Regions from separate parts of the Mus musculus genome. Here region 2 is linked to region 1. Evidence: chromatin loops called from intact Hi-C (ENCODE). Cell type or tissue: left cerebral cortex. All regions are shown on one strand. Links, peaks and the distances in the headings refer to the core of each region. The heading gives the core; the rest is flanking DNA.

Evidence for each region. Peaks named below come from ENCODE experiments on the same cell type or tissue, not always from the same donor. Only the 100,000 strongest peaks of a DNase experiment are listed, where the experiment ranks them.
Region 2: it touches region 1 in a loop (13-fold over the local background); 2 of 42 quality-filtered maps call a loop at or near these places.

What each region holds. Positions count from the first base shown.
Region 1 is chr17:38,765,889-38,772,222 of GRCm38, forward strand. No RefSeq gene overlaps it. Among named protein-coding and RNA genes, the nearest start is that of Esp31, 130 kb to the left of the region's middle. In left cerebral cortex, for the core only: no CTCF peak of the experiment used is centred there; no DNase peak of the experiment used is centred there.
Region 2 is chr17:38,549,387-38,555,720 of GRCm38, forward strand. It overlaps Esp34 (exocrine gland secreted peptide 34), which reads left to right and starts at 4,806. Exons shown (of 3, transcript NM_001177585.1): 1 at 4,806-5,009. In left cerebral cortex, for the core only: no CTCF peak of the experiment used is centred there; no DNase peak of the experiment used is centred there.

The sequences.
Region 1 (6,334 bases), core at 725-5,724:
CTCCATTCTCTGCTGGATGATGTCTTTCTTTTCTCTCCTTTTCTCTCCTTTTCTCTCCTTTTCTCTCCTTTGCTCTCCTTTGCTCTCCTTTTCTCTCCTTTGCTCTCCTTTGCTCTCCTTTGCTCTCCTCTCCTCTCCTCTCCTCTCTTTCCTCTCCTCTCCTCTCCTCTCCTCTCCTCTCCTCTCCTCTTCTTTCCTCTCCTCTCCACCTATATGTTTGCAGACACCTTCAACTCCTTGGGTGCTTTCTCTAGCTTCTCCATTGGGGAGAAGCTAGAGAAAGAACCCAAGGAGCTTTGTTTAGCACTGTACTTTGTTTAGCACTGTACCCCATTTTTAATGGGGTTATTTGCATTTTTGGAGTCCAGCTTCTTGAGCTCTTTGTATATATTGGATATAAATCACTTATCAGATTCAGGATTGGCAAAAATCCTTTCCCAATCTGTTGGTGGCCCTTTTGTCTTATTGACAGTGTCTTATGCCTTACAGAAACTTTGCAATTTTTTGAGGTCCCATTTGCCAATTCTTGATATTACCGCACAAGCCATTGCTGTTCTGTTTAGGAATTTTTCCCCTGTGCCCATATCTTCGAGGCTTTCCCCTATTTTCTACTCTATTCTTTTCACTATCTCTGATTTTATATGGAGATCTTTGATCCAGTTTGACTTGAGCTTTTTTACAAGGAGATAAGAATGGATCAATTTAAATTCTTCTACATCATAACTGCCAGTTGGGCAGAAACCATTTGTTAAAAATGCTGTCTTTTTTCCACTGTATTGTTTTAGCTCCCTTGTCAAAGATCAAGTGACCAGAGTTGTGTGGATCCATTTCTAGGTCTTTAATTCTATTCCAGGGATCTACCTGTCTGTCATTGTACCAGTATAATGCAGCTTTTATCACATTGCTCTGTAGTAGAGCTTAATATCCGGCAGGGTGATTCCACCAGAGGTTCTTTTATTGCTGAGAATATTTTTTGCTATCCTGTGATTTTTATTATTCCTGATGAATTTGCAAATTGCCCTTTCTAACTCAGTGAAGAATTGAGTTGAAATTTTGATTGCATTGAATCTGTGGATTGCTTTCGGGAGGATAGCCATTTTTTACTATATTAATCCTGCCAATCCATGAACATGGGGGATCTTTCCACCTTGTGAGATCTTTAATTTCTTTCTTCAGAGACTTGAAGTACTTGTCATACAGATCTTTCACTTCCTTAGATTCACATCAAGATATTTTATATTTTTCGTGACTATTGTGAAGATTCTTGTTTCCCTAATTTCTTTCTCAGTCTGTTTATCCTTTGTGTAGGGAAAGTCCATTTATTTGTTTGAGTTAATTTTATATCCAGGTTCTGCATTGAAGCTGTTTATCAGGTTCAGGAGTTCTCTAGTGGAATTTTTGGGGTCACTTATATATATTGTCATATCATCTGCAAATACTGATATTTTGATTTCTTCCTTTCCAATTTGTATCCCTGTGATCTCCTTTTGTTGTCGAATTGCCCTAGCTAGAACTTCAAATACTATATTGAATAGGTAGGGCAAAAGTGGGCAGCCTTCTTTAGTCCCTGATTTTAGTGGGACTGAAAACAACCAAGTAGGAAAAAAAAAAACAAAACAAAACAAAACAAAACAAAACAAAACAAAACAAAACAAAAAAAACTACATAAAGAATCAACCAAAGCAGGAGCTGGTTATTTGAGAAAATCAACAACATAGCTAAACCCTTAGCCAAACTAACTAGAGGGCACAGGGACAGTATCCTAATTAACAAAAATCAAAAATGAAAAAGGAAATATAACAACAGGACCTGAGGAAATCCAAAACATTTTCTGATCCTACTACAAAAGGCTACTACAAAAGTCAACAAAACTAGAAAACCTGGATGAAATGGACAATTTCCTAGACAGATACCAGGTACCAAAGTTAAACCAGGATCAGATTATCTATCTAAACAGTCCCATTTCCCCTAAAGAAATAGAAGTAGTAATCAATAATCTCCAAACCAAAAAAAAAAAAAAAAAAAAAAAAAAAAAAAAAAAAAACAGTTTTAGATGGGTTTAGTGCAGAGTTCTATCAGACCTTCAAAGGAGACTTAATTCCAACTCTACTCAAACTATTCCATGAAATAGAAACAGAAGGTACTCTACCAAGCTCATTTTATGAAGCCACAATTAATCTGATATGTAAACCACACAAAGATCCAGTAAAGAAAGAGAACTTCAGACCAATTTCCCTTATGAAATTCGATGCAAAAATCTTCAACACAATCCTCACAAACTGAATCCAAATGACCATCCATCATGGCCAAATAGCCTTCATCCTTCTGATTCAGGAATGGTTTTATTTATGGAAATCCATCAACATAATCCACTATATAAACAAACTCAAAGTCAATAACCACATGATAATCTCGTTAGATGCTGAGAAAGCACTTGAAACAATCTAACACTCCTTCATGATAAAAGTCTTGGAAAAAATCAGGAAATCAAGGCCCTTACATGAACATAATAAAAGCATTATACAGCAAACCAGTAGCCAACATCAAACTAAATGGAGAGAAACTGGATAATGCCTCTTAAGAGATAGTTATGTTAGGCTTCTCTTTGCATGATAGCTGATTATCTTAAATAGTGTTAGTTTGCTTCTATCTCATGGAATGGGTCTTAAGTTGTGTCAGTAGTTGTTGGAATTTTTACAGTCTCTACTCTATCTTAATCTCTTCAGAACTTAAGGAAAGAATATTTGGGGTTGAAGTTTTTGTGGCTGAATTATTGTTCCCCAAAGTCCTTTACTATTCTTGGCTGGCTACATGGGTTACTCACTTAAGACTCCACACACTCTTTTGCAGGATCTCAGCTGGACTCACCATCAGAGATTCCTGGTATTCTCCTCAGTCCTAGGCTTCCAGCTAGATCAAGAGATGTTTCCCACTGGTTTCCTTTCTGTCTTCCAGTCTTTTCCTGCCACCCTTTTACCCATAGCAAGAAATATGAAAGGGTGACAAAAATAGAAAATTAATTAGATATAAAGTTAATATGAGCACAACTAAACCAAACCAAAACAAACCTATAAACTAGCATGGTAAACCAATACTGTGAAAATAGATGTGAATCTCCCCTCCCTGTCTCTCATTTGAAAAAGGAACAAATGGAAAAATCCATGAGGAAAGAGAAACAGTAGATTGATGATCCAACAACACATGAACGGAATGTACTTATGCCTGAGATCAAATGTCACTGTCTTATATAGTCTGATGTTCAAGAATCAGAAGCCAAGATTAACATTTCAATCAAACTACTTTGCTTTAAATAGCAGGCTGTGCAGCACATCTGCATCTGAGTTCAAACTTCTAAAGTCACTACTTCACAAGGAAAGGAGGAATCCCAAAGAATCAGAGAAGCAAAGAAGAGTGAAGCAGGAACAGAAATCCCGTGAAACAATCTATTCGAGGTAAGACTGCACAGCAAAAAAAGTAAATTTCAAGATGATAATTTTTACAGTGCAAAGATTGCAGTGGCTAGAGACACATCAGTGCCTCAGATTTGGAAATATACATAGAAGTAATGGGACTGCCAAGGAATTTTTGAGCATGAACCTCATCAAGTAGGAAGTAGTATATAGAAACAAACCACACAGATGACTAGAAAACTTAATTTCTATGCATTTCTTCATTTGTACAGGATAATAGCAAGAAAATATTTTCCTTAAGTGTCAGAAGAAACAGAAGCCTTACTTGCAATTCCCTATTAATTGGTCCACCAAGTAGAGGAGTGAATTTATCTATTCTACTAGTTATAAGCAACGATTGTATGATGATTCAGTACTATCTAGAATGTTTTATAGGTCATTGTTCGTTATTTGGCTGTATGAAGTTCAAGGTTGAAATTGAAATTACAGATAAGTGTGGAGAGATACTGACTAAAATTTTAGCCATAAATTCCGAAGAAATTTTATGGACACTGATTTGAAAGGAATCATTATAGAATTTATGGAACGATTTGAATAGAAGAAAAGGGTAAATGATGTTCAAAATGCAAATTTTAGTAGATGCTTGATGATAATTCCTTTGCATTGTCTTTGAGCTATATACAAATTTGAGGCAAATAATATGAATTTAAAAACTATGAAGTATAAGAATAAATACACAGTATACATTATAAGGTGCTACCCATTCAGTTTTCAAGATAAACTGTTTCTTTGAGTTCCAGCTACAAGGCTAATGTGTCCTCACTTAAGTTCTACCAGCATCCAAAGAATGTAGAATTTGGCAACTACTGAGAGTAAACACTATGAGACTGAACAAGTATGTTTAATTCTTAATAAGAATATGGTATATCCCATTTGTAAAGTATGGACTGAATGCTATCAGTTAAAATAAATTTACAATTCATTAATTGTGTTTACATTTGCTACTAATGGAGCAAAGTGAAATTTGATGCAATTAAGTAAAACAATATCATAATTTGAATTGTTTTTCAAAGAGTTTGTTTAGATTGTTTTCATATGTTTCCGCCTGCATAATCATAACCCTGATACACGTATCCATGTCTAGTATAGAACTCTATATACAGAGAGTGGTAAAATAAAAGATGATGCACAGTGGAAGTAAATTTCAAAAACTTGAAATTGTTTTGTTTCTCAAATTTTGCTTTTGATGACAGAGTAATAGATATGTTCATAAAGAAACTCAGAACTTTCACCTTTTGCAAATGCACACCTGAGCCATCAGGAAAGCTGTTTAGCTTATGAATCAGTCCTATATGATTCAAGGTTGGCACAATAAACATACAATGACCCTTCTTGGTGTTTCTTTCCTTCTTGTATTGTTAAAGAGTTTATCACATATAGTTGCTTGGGAATAACTTCTATCATGTTTCTAGTTTCCTTCTCTGTTTCACATACTATGAGCTTCAACTACAATATCTTCTTTGGTTAGTTTCAGCCATGGATTCATTCCCATTGATGTGTTTTTTCCTCATTCTGTTGTTACCATCAATGTCCACTGAAGGAGCGGTAAGTTTAAAATCGATTATCATTTTAGATACACCTAAGAACTTTGTGAAATTGAACACATCGAAAATATCTGATAGGGTACAGTATTTTGAATGAGTCTTGGAACACTTAAAGGGTTATGGTTATAGGAGAATAAGTTTGCACTCTCCACCACTGGCAGGTATGAGTGCTGTTTTTTTCAGGGTTTCTATTCCTGCACAAACATCATGAACAAGAAGCAAGTTGGGAAAAAAGGGTATATTCAGCTTACAATTCCATACTGCTGTTCATCAGCAAGGAAATCAGGACTAGAACTCAAGTAGGTCAGAAAGCAGGAGCTGATGCAGAGGCCATGAAGGGATTTCCATTACTGGTTTGCTTCCCCTGGATTGCTCAGCCTGTTCTCTTATCGAACTAGGACTACCAGCCCAGAGATGGTCCAACCCAAAAGGAGCCTTTCCCCCTTGATCACTAATTGAGAAAATGCCTTACAGTTGGATCTCATGGTGGCATTTCCTCAACTGAAGTTCCTTTCTCTGAGATAACTCTAGTTGTGTCAAGTTGACACAAAACTAGCCTGTACAATTGACACCTTGATCTAAATAACTTTAAAAGTTCCACAGTCTTTACAAATTCTTAAAAATTCAATCGCTCTTAAAATCCAAAGTCTTTAAAATTACTACTGAGAGTTTGAGACCCTTTCCCTTAAGTACACATGTCACTTTTTGGTAGGATTCCAAGAGGAATTATCTTGAGTCCCTCACTCATCCTTACTTTAATCTGTTCAGGCTCAAGTGAAAATCCACTTTGCTTCACTCTATGAAACTGTGAGTTTACAGTACTAACTATCACGGGTTTTCTTTTAGTCTTTCATCTTATTCTTAGAAGATTTCCAACAAGTATGTGAATAGATTTTGACTAAACTCACTTTTTGTGCACTCTTGTTTTCATCCATCTCCCTTGAACATAATTTTTTTTCTCAATAAATACTTTCTGGACATTTGCTTTAGTTGTTGTTACTTGTGACAGGCTGGGTTTAACCAGGGCTACACACATGGTCATGTGTATGAAGATATCCCCGGAACATGGCAAATTATAAGTGGCTATGACACTCAAGATAATTACTCCCCCTGCTTCAGAAGCTGTCCACTAAAATTGCCTTCACAGAGAGAACCAGTTCCTATGAGACCCTTCCCAATTTATGACCAAAAATTGACACATCCAATCTTGAGAATTTAGTATGACAAAAAAAAAGATCCATTATTCCATGTGGAAATATAACAAATCAGAAATGGATGTTCATATTTATTCAAGTCAGCTGAATTCTCTCAAAACTTGAA
Region 2 (6,334 bases), core at 713-5,712, 220 kb before region 1:
GTTCTTAACATTTATGTACCTTACAGATAACACAGAGCTAGAAATACACATACAGTATCTATTCACTTATAAGTGGAGATTAGCCATAAAGTGCAGGATGAACATGGTACTATCAATAGACACAAAGAAAAAAGTTAGATATAGGGGGCTATGTAAGTGAGCATGTTTGAATCTAATAAGAAAAGGAAATTAACATGAAATTTGGTATGTTTTCTTCTCTTATTCTTGGAATATTTTTGTTTATATTTTCTTCACATTGCATTCCAATCAAAACCCCTACTCCCTCCTTTCCTCATAATCTCCTATTTCAATTCCCTCTCTTTTTCTCCATTGCCTTCTCCTCAGTGAGGAGGGACCAATACTTTGGGTACTACCACACCCAGGAGCATGTAGCTGCAGAAGGAATATATACATTCTCTCCTAATGAAGCACAAGCAAGGAGTCCAGGTAGGGGGAAAGGGATCCAACACCAGGAAACATAGACATAGACTGCCCCACTCTGCTTGTTAGGGTTCCCATATGAAGACAAAGCAGAATATTTGCAACAAGAATGTAGGGAGAGATGTTCCATACTCTGCATGATCATTTCATGTTGGCCCAGTATCTGTGAGCCCCCATGGGCACAGATTAGTTGACATTGTAATTTTTCTTGTTATGGCCTTAGACCCTAAGCTTGCTTAGTATTATATTCCACTCTTCCAGAAGACTATCTAACTTCTGTTTGATGTTTGATTGTGGGTGTTCATCTGCCTCCATTCTCTGCTGGATGATGTCTCTTCTTTCCTTTCCTTTCCTTTCCTTTCCTTTCCTTTCCTTTCCTTTCCTTTCCTTTCCTTTCCTTTCCTTTCCTTTCCTTTCCTTTCCTTTCCTTTCCTTTCCTTTCCCTTCTTTAGCTCTCTTCTCCTCTCCTCTCCTCTCCTCTCCTCTCCTCTCCTCTCCTCTCCTCTCCTCTCCTTTCCTCTCTTTTTCTTTACTTTAATTTTTATTAGATATTTTCTTTATTACATTTCAAATGCTATCCCTAAAGTTCCCAATATCCCCCCCTTCTCCTTGCTCCCCTACCCACCCACCCCCACTTCTTGGCCCTTTCCTTCCCCTCTACTGGGGCATATAAAGTTTGCAATAACAGGGGACATCTCTTCACAATGATGGCTGACTCTGACTTTTTCTGCTACATATGCAGCTACAGACATGCTCTGGGGGTACTGGTTAGCTCATATTGTTGTTCCACCTATATGGTTGCAGACGCCTTCAGCTACTCGGGTGCTTTCTCTATCTTCTCCATAGGGGGTCCTGTGTTCCATCCTATAGATGACTGTGAGCATCCACTTCTGTATTTGGCAGGTAGTGGCATAGCCTCATAGGAGACAGCTATATCAGGGTCCCTTTAGCAAAATCTTGCTGGCATATGCAATAGTGTCTGGGTTTGGTGGCTGATTATGGGATGGATCCCCAGGTGGGGTAGTCTTTGGATGGTCCATCCTTTTGTCTTAGCTCCCAATTTTGTCTTTGTATACACTTTCATGGGTATTCTGTTCCCTATATTAAGGAGGAATGAAGTATTCATATGTTGGTCTTCCCTCTTTGGTTTTCTTGTTTTTGCAAATTGTATCTTGGGTATTCTAAGTTTCTGGGCTAATACCCAGTTATCAATGAGTGCATATCTAATGACTTCTTTTGTGATTGGGTTACCTCTCTAAGGATGATATACTCCAGATACATACATTTGCCCAAAAATTTCATCAATTCGTTGTTTTTAATAGCTGAGGAGTACTCCATTTTGTAAATATACCACAATTTCTGTATCCACTCTTCTGTTGAAGGACATCTGGGTTCTTTCCAGGTTCTGGCTATTATTAATGATGCTGCTATGAACATAGTCTAGCATGTATTCTTATTACCAGTTGGAACATCGTCTGGGTATATGCCCAGGAGAGGTATTGATGGCTCTTCCAGTAGTACTGTGTCCAATTTTTTGAGGAAGAACCAGACTGACTTCCAGAGTGGTTGTACAAACTTGCAGTCCCACCAGCAATGGAGGAGTGTTCCTCTTTTACCACATCCTCGCAAGCTTCTGCTGTCACCTGAATTTTTGATCTTAGCCATTTTGACTGGTATGAGGTGGAATCTCAGTGTTGTTTTGATTTGTATTTCCCTGATGATTAAGGATGTTGAACATTTTTTCAGGTGCTTCTCAGCCATTCGTTATTCCTCACTTGAGAATACTTTGTTTAGCACTTTATCCCATTTTTAATGGGGTTATTTGAATTTCTGTAGTCCAGCTTCTTGAACCCTTTTTATATACTGGATATAAATCCCATATCAGATTTAGGATTGGTAAAAATCCTTTCCCAATCTGTTACTGGCCCTTATGTCTTACTGACAGTGTCTTTGCCTTACAGAAACTTGGCAATTTTATGAAGTCCCATTTGTTAATTCTTGATGTACCACACAAGCCATTGATGTTCCCTTTAGGAATTGTTCCCCTGTGCCCATATCTTTGAGGCTTTTCCCTAATTTCTACTGTATTAATTTCAGTGCCTCTGGTTTTATGTGAAGATCTTTGATCCAGTTTGACTTGAGGTTTTTACAAGGAGATAAGAATGGATTAATTCAAATTCTTCTACATGATAACCGCCAGTTGGGCCAGCACCATTTGTTAAAATGCTGTCTTTTTTTCACTGTATGGTTTTAGCTTCCTTGTCAAAGATCAAGTGATCAGAGGTGTGTGGATTCATTTCTGGGTCTTCAGTTCTATTTCAGTTATCTACCTGTCTGTCACTGTACCAGTACATTGCAGCTTTTATCATATTGCTCAGTAGTACAGATTAATGTCAGGCAGGGTGATTCCACCAGAGCTTCTTTTATTTTTGAGAATAGTTTTTGCTATCCTATGATTTTTATTATTCCTGATGAATTTTCAAATTGCCCTTTCTAACTCAGTGAAAAATTGAGTTGGAATTTTGATGTGGATTGCATTGAATCTGTAGATGTTTTCGGGAGGATAGCCATTTTTACTATATTAATCCTGCCCATCCATGAGCATGGGGGATCTTTCCATCTTCTGAAATCTTCAATTTCTTTCTTCAGGGACTTGAAGTTCTTGTCATACAGAGCTTTCACTTCCTTAGTTAGATTCACTCAAGGTATTTTATATTTTTTGTGACTATTTTGAAGGGTGTTGTTTCCCTAATTTCTTTCCCAGTCAGTTTATCCTTTTTTGTAGGGTAAGTCTAATTATTTGTTTGAGTTTATTTTATATCCATGTTCTTCACTGAAGCTGTTTATCAGGTTTAGGAGTTCTCTGATGGAATTTTTGGGGTCACTTATATATATTATCATACCATCTGTAAATAGTGATATTTTGATTTCTTCCTTTCTAATTTGTATCCCTGTGATCTTCTTTTGTTGTCGAATTGCCCTGGCTAGAACTTCAAATACTATATTGAATAGGTACAGCGAAAGTGGGCAGCCTTGTTTAGTCACTGATTTTAGTGGGACTCAAATCAACCAAGTGGAAACAAAATCAAATGCTCAAAGAATCAACTAAAGCAGGGGCTGGTTCTTTGAGAAAATCAAAAAGATAGATAAACCCTTAGCCAGACTAACTAGAGGGCACAGGGACAGTATCCTAATTAACAAAATCAAAACTGAAAAGGTAGATATAACAACAGAACCTGAGGAAATCCAAAACCTCACAAAGAACCAACAAACATAGAGAACTTCAGACCAATTTACCTTATCAATATTGATGCAAACCCCCCCAAAAAACAAAAACAAACAAACAAAAACAAAACAAAACAAAAAAACCTTCAACAAAATCCTCACAAACTGAATCCAAATGATCATCTACAAATTCAAGGATGAAGCCAAGTAGGCATCATCCTTCTGATGCAGGAATGGTTCTATATATGGAAATCCATCAACATAATCCACTATATAAACAAACTCAAAGACAAAAACCACATGATCATCTCGTTTGATGCTGAGAAAGCACTTGACAAAATCTAATACTCTTTCATGATAAAAGTGTTGGAAAAATCAGGAATTCAAGGCCCATACATAAATATAATAAGAGCAATATACAGCAAACCAGTAGACAATATCGAACTAAATGGAGAGAAACTGGAAAATGCCTCTTAAAAGATAGTTAGGCTTCTATTTGCATGATAGCTGATTATCTTAAATAGTGTTAGTTTGCTTCTATCTCATGGAATGGGTCTTAAGTTGTGTCAGTCGTTGTTGGAATTTTTACACAGTCTCTTCTCTATCTTAATCTCTTCAGAACTTAAGGAAAGAATATTTGGGGGTTGAAGTTTTTGTATCTGAATTATTGTTCCCCAAAGCCATTTGCTATTCTTGGCTGGGTACATGGGTTAGTCACTTAAGTCTCCACACATCCTATTATAGATTCTCAGCTGGACTCACCATCAGAGATTCCTGGAATTCTCCCCAGTCCTAGGCTTCCAGCTAGATCAAGAGATGTTTCCCACTGGTTGCCTTTCTGTCTTCCAGCCTTTTCCTGCCACCCTTTTACCCATAGCAAGAAATATGAAAGTGTGACAAAAATAGAAAAATATTTAGAAATATAGTTAATCTGAGCACAAACAAATCAAACCAAAACAAACCTGTAAACTAGCATGGTAAACCGATACTGTGAAAATAGATGTGAATCTCCCCTCCCTGTCTCTCATTTGAAAAAGGAACAAATGGAAAAATCCATGAGTAAAGAGAAGCAGTAGATTGTTGATCCAACAACACATGAACAGAAAGTACTTATGGCTAAGATCCAATGTCACTGTCTTATAGTCTGATGTTCAAGAATCAGAAGCCAAGAGTAACTCTTCAATCAAACCACTTTGCTTGGAATAGCAGGCTGTGTATCACATCTGCATCTGAGTTCAAACTTCTAAAGTCACCACTTCACAAGGAAAGGAGGAATCCCAAAGAATTAGAGAAGCAAAGGAGAGTGAAGCAGAAACTGAAATCCTGTGAAACAATCAATCGAGGTAAGACTGCAAAGCAAAAAAATAAGTTTCAAGATGATAATTTTTACAGTGAAAAATTTGCAGTGGCTAGAGGCACATCAGTGCCTCATATTTAGAAATATATATAAAGTAATGGGACTGCCAAGTAATCTTCGAGCATGCACCTCATCAAGTAGGAAGTAGTATATAGAAACAAACCTCAAAGATGACTAGAAAACTCAATTTTTATGCATTTCTTCATTTGTACAGGATAATAGCAAGAAAATCGTTTCCTTAAGTTTCAGAAGAAACAGAGCCTTACCTGCAATTCCCTATTAATTGGTCCACCATGTTGAGGAGTGAATTTCTCTATTCTACTAGTTATAGGCCACAATTGTATGATGATTCAGTACTACCAAGATTGTTCTGTAGGTCATTGTTAGTTATTTGGCTGTATGGAGTACAAGGGGGGAAATGATATTACAGATATGTGTGGAGAGTTTCTGACTCATATTTTAGCCATAAATTCAAAAGAAATTTTATAGATACCAATTTGAAAGGATCATTAGGGAACTTATGAAAATATTTGAATAGAGGAAAGATATAAATGATGTTCAAAATGCAAATTTTAGTAGATGCTTGATGATAATGCCTTTGCATTGTCTTTAAGCTATATAAGAATTTGAGACAAATAATATGATTTTTAAAAAATATGAAGTTGAAGAATATATACAAACTATACAATATAAGGTACTACCCATTCAGTTTACAAGAGTTCCAGCAGCAAGGCTAATGTGTCCACTCTTAAGTTCTACCAGCATACACAGGATATAAAATTTGGCAACTACTGAGTGTAAATACTATGAGACAGAACAAGTATTTTTAATTCTTAATAAAAACAAGAAATATCCCATTTACAAAGTACGAACTGAATGCCATCAGTTAAAATAAATTTACAATTCATTAATTATATTAACATTTACTACTAACGGAGCAAAGTGAAATTTGATGCACTTAAGTAAAACAATATCACAATATAAAATTGTTCTTCAAACAATTTGTTTCTAATGGTTTTATATGTTTCTGCCTGCATAGTCACAACCCTGATACACTTATCAAAGTCTAGTAAAGAATTATCTATACATAGAGTTGTAAAATAAAAGATGATGCACAGTGGAAAGCAACTTTCAAAAATTTGAATTTTTTTTTCTCAAATTTTCCTTTTGATTGCAGAGTAATAGAAATGTTCAGAAAGAAACTAGGAATTTTTCCCCTTTTTCAAATGCACACCTGAGGCATCACAAAAGCTGTTTAGCTTATGAATCAGTCCTGTTAGAGTCAAGGTTGGCACAATAAACCTACAGTGA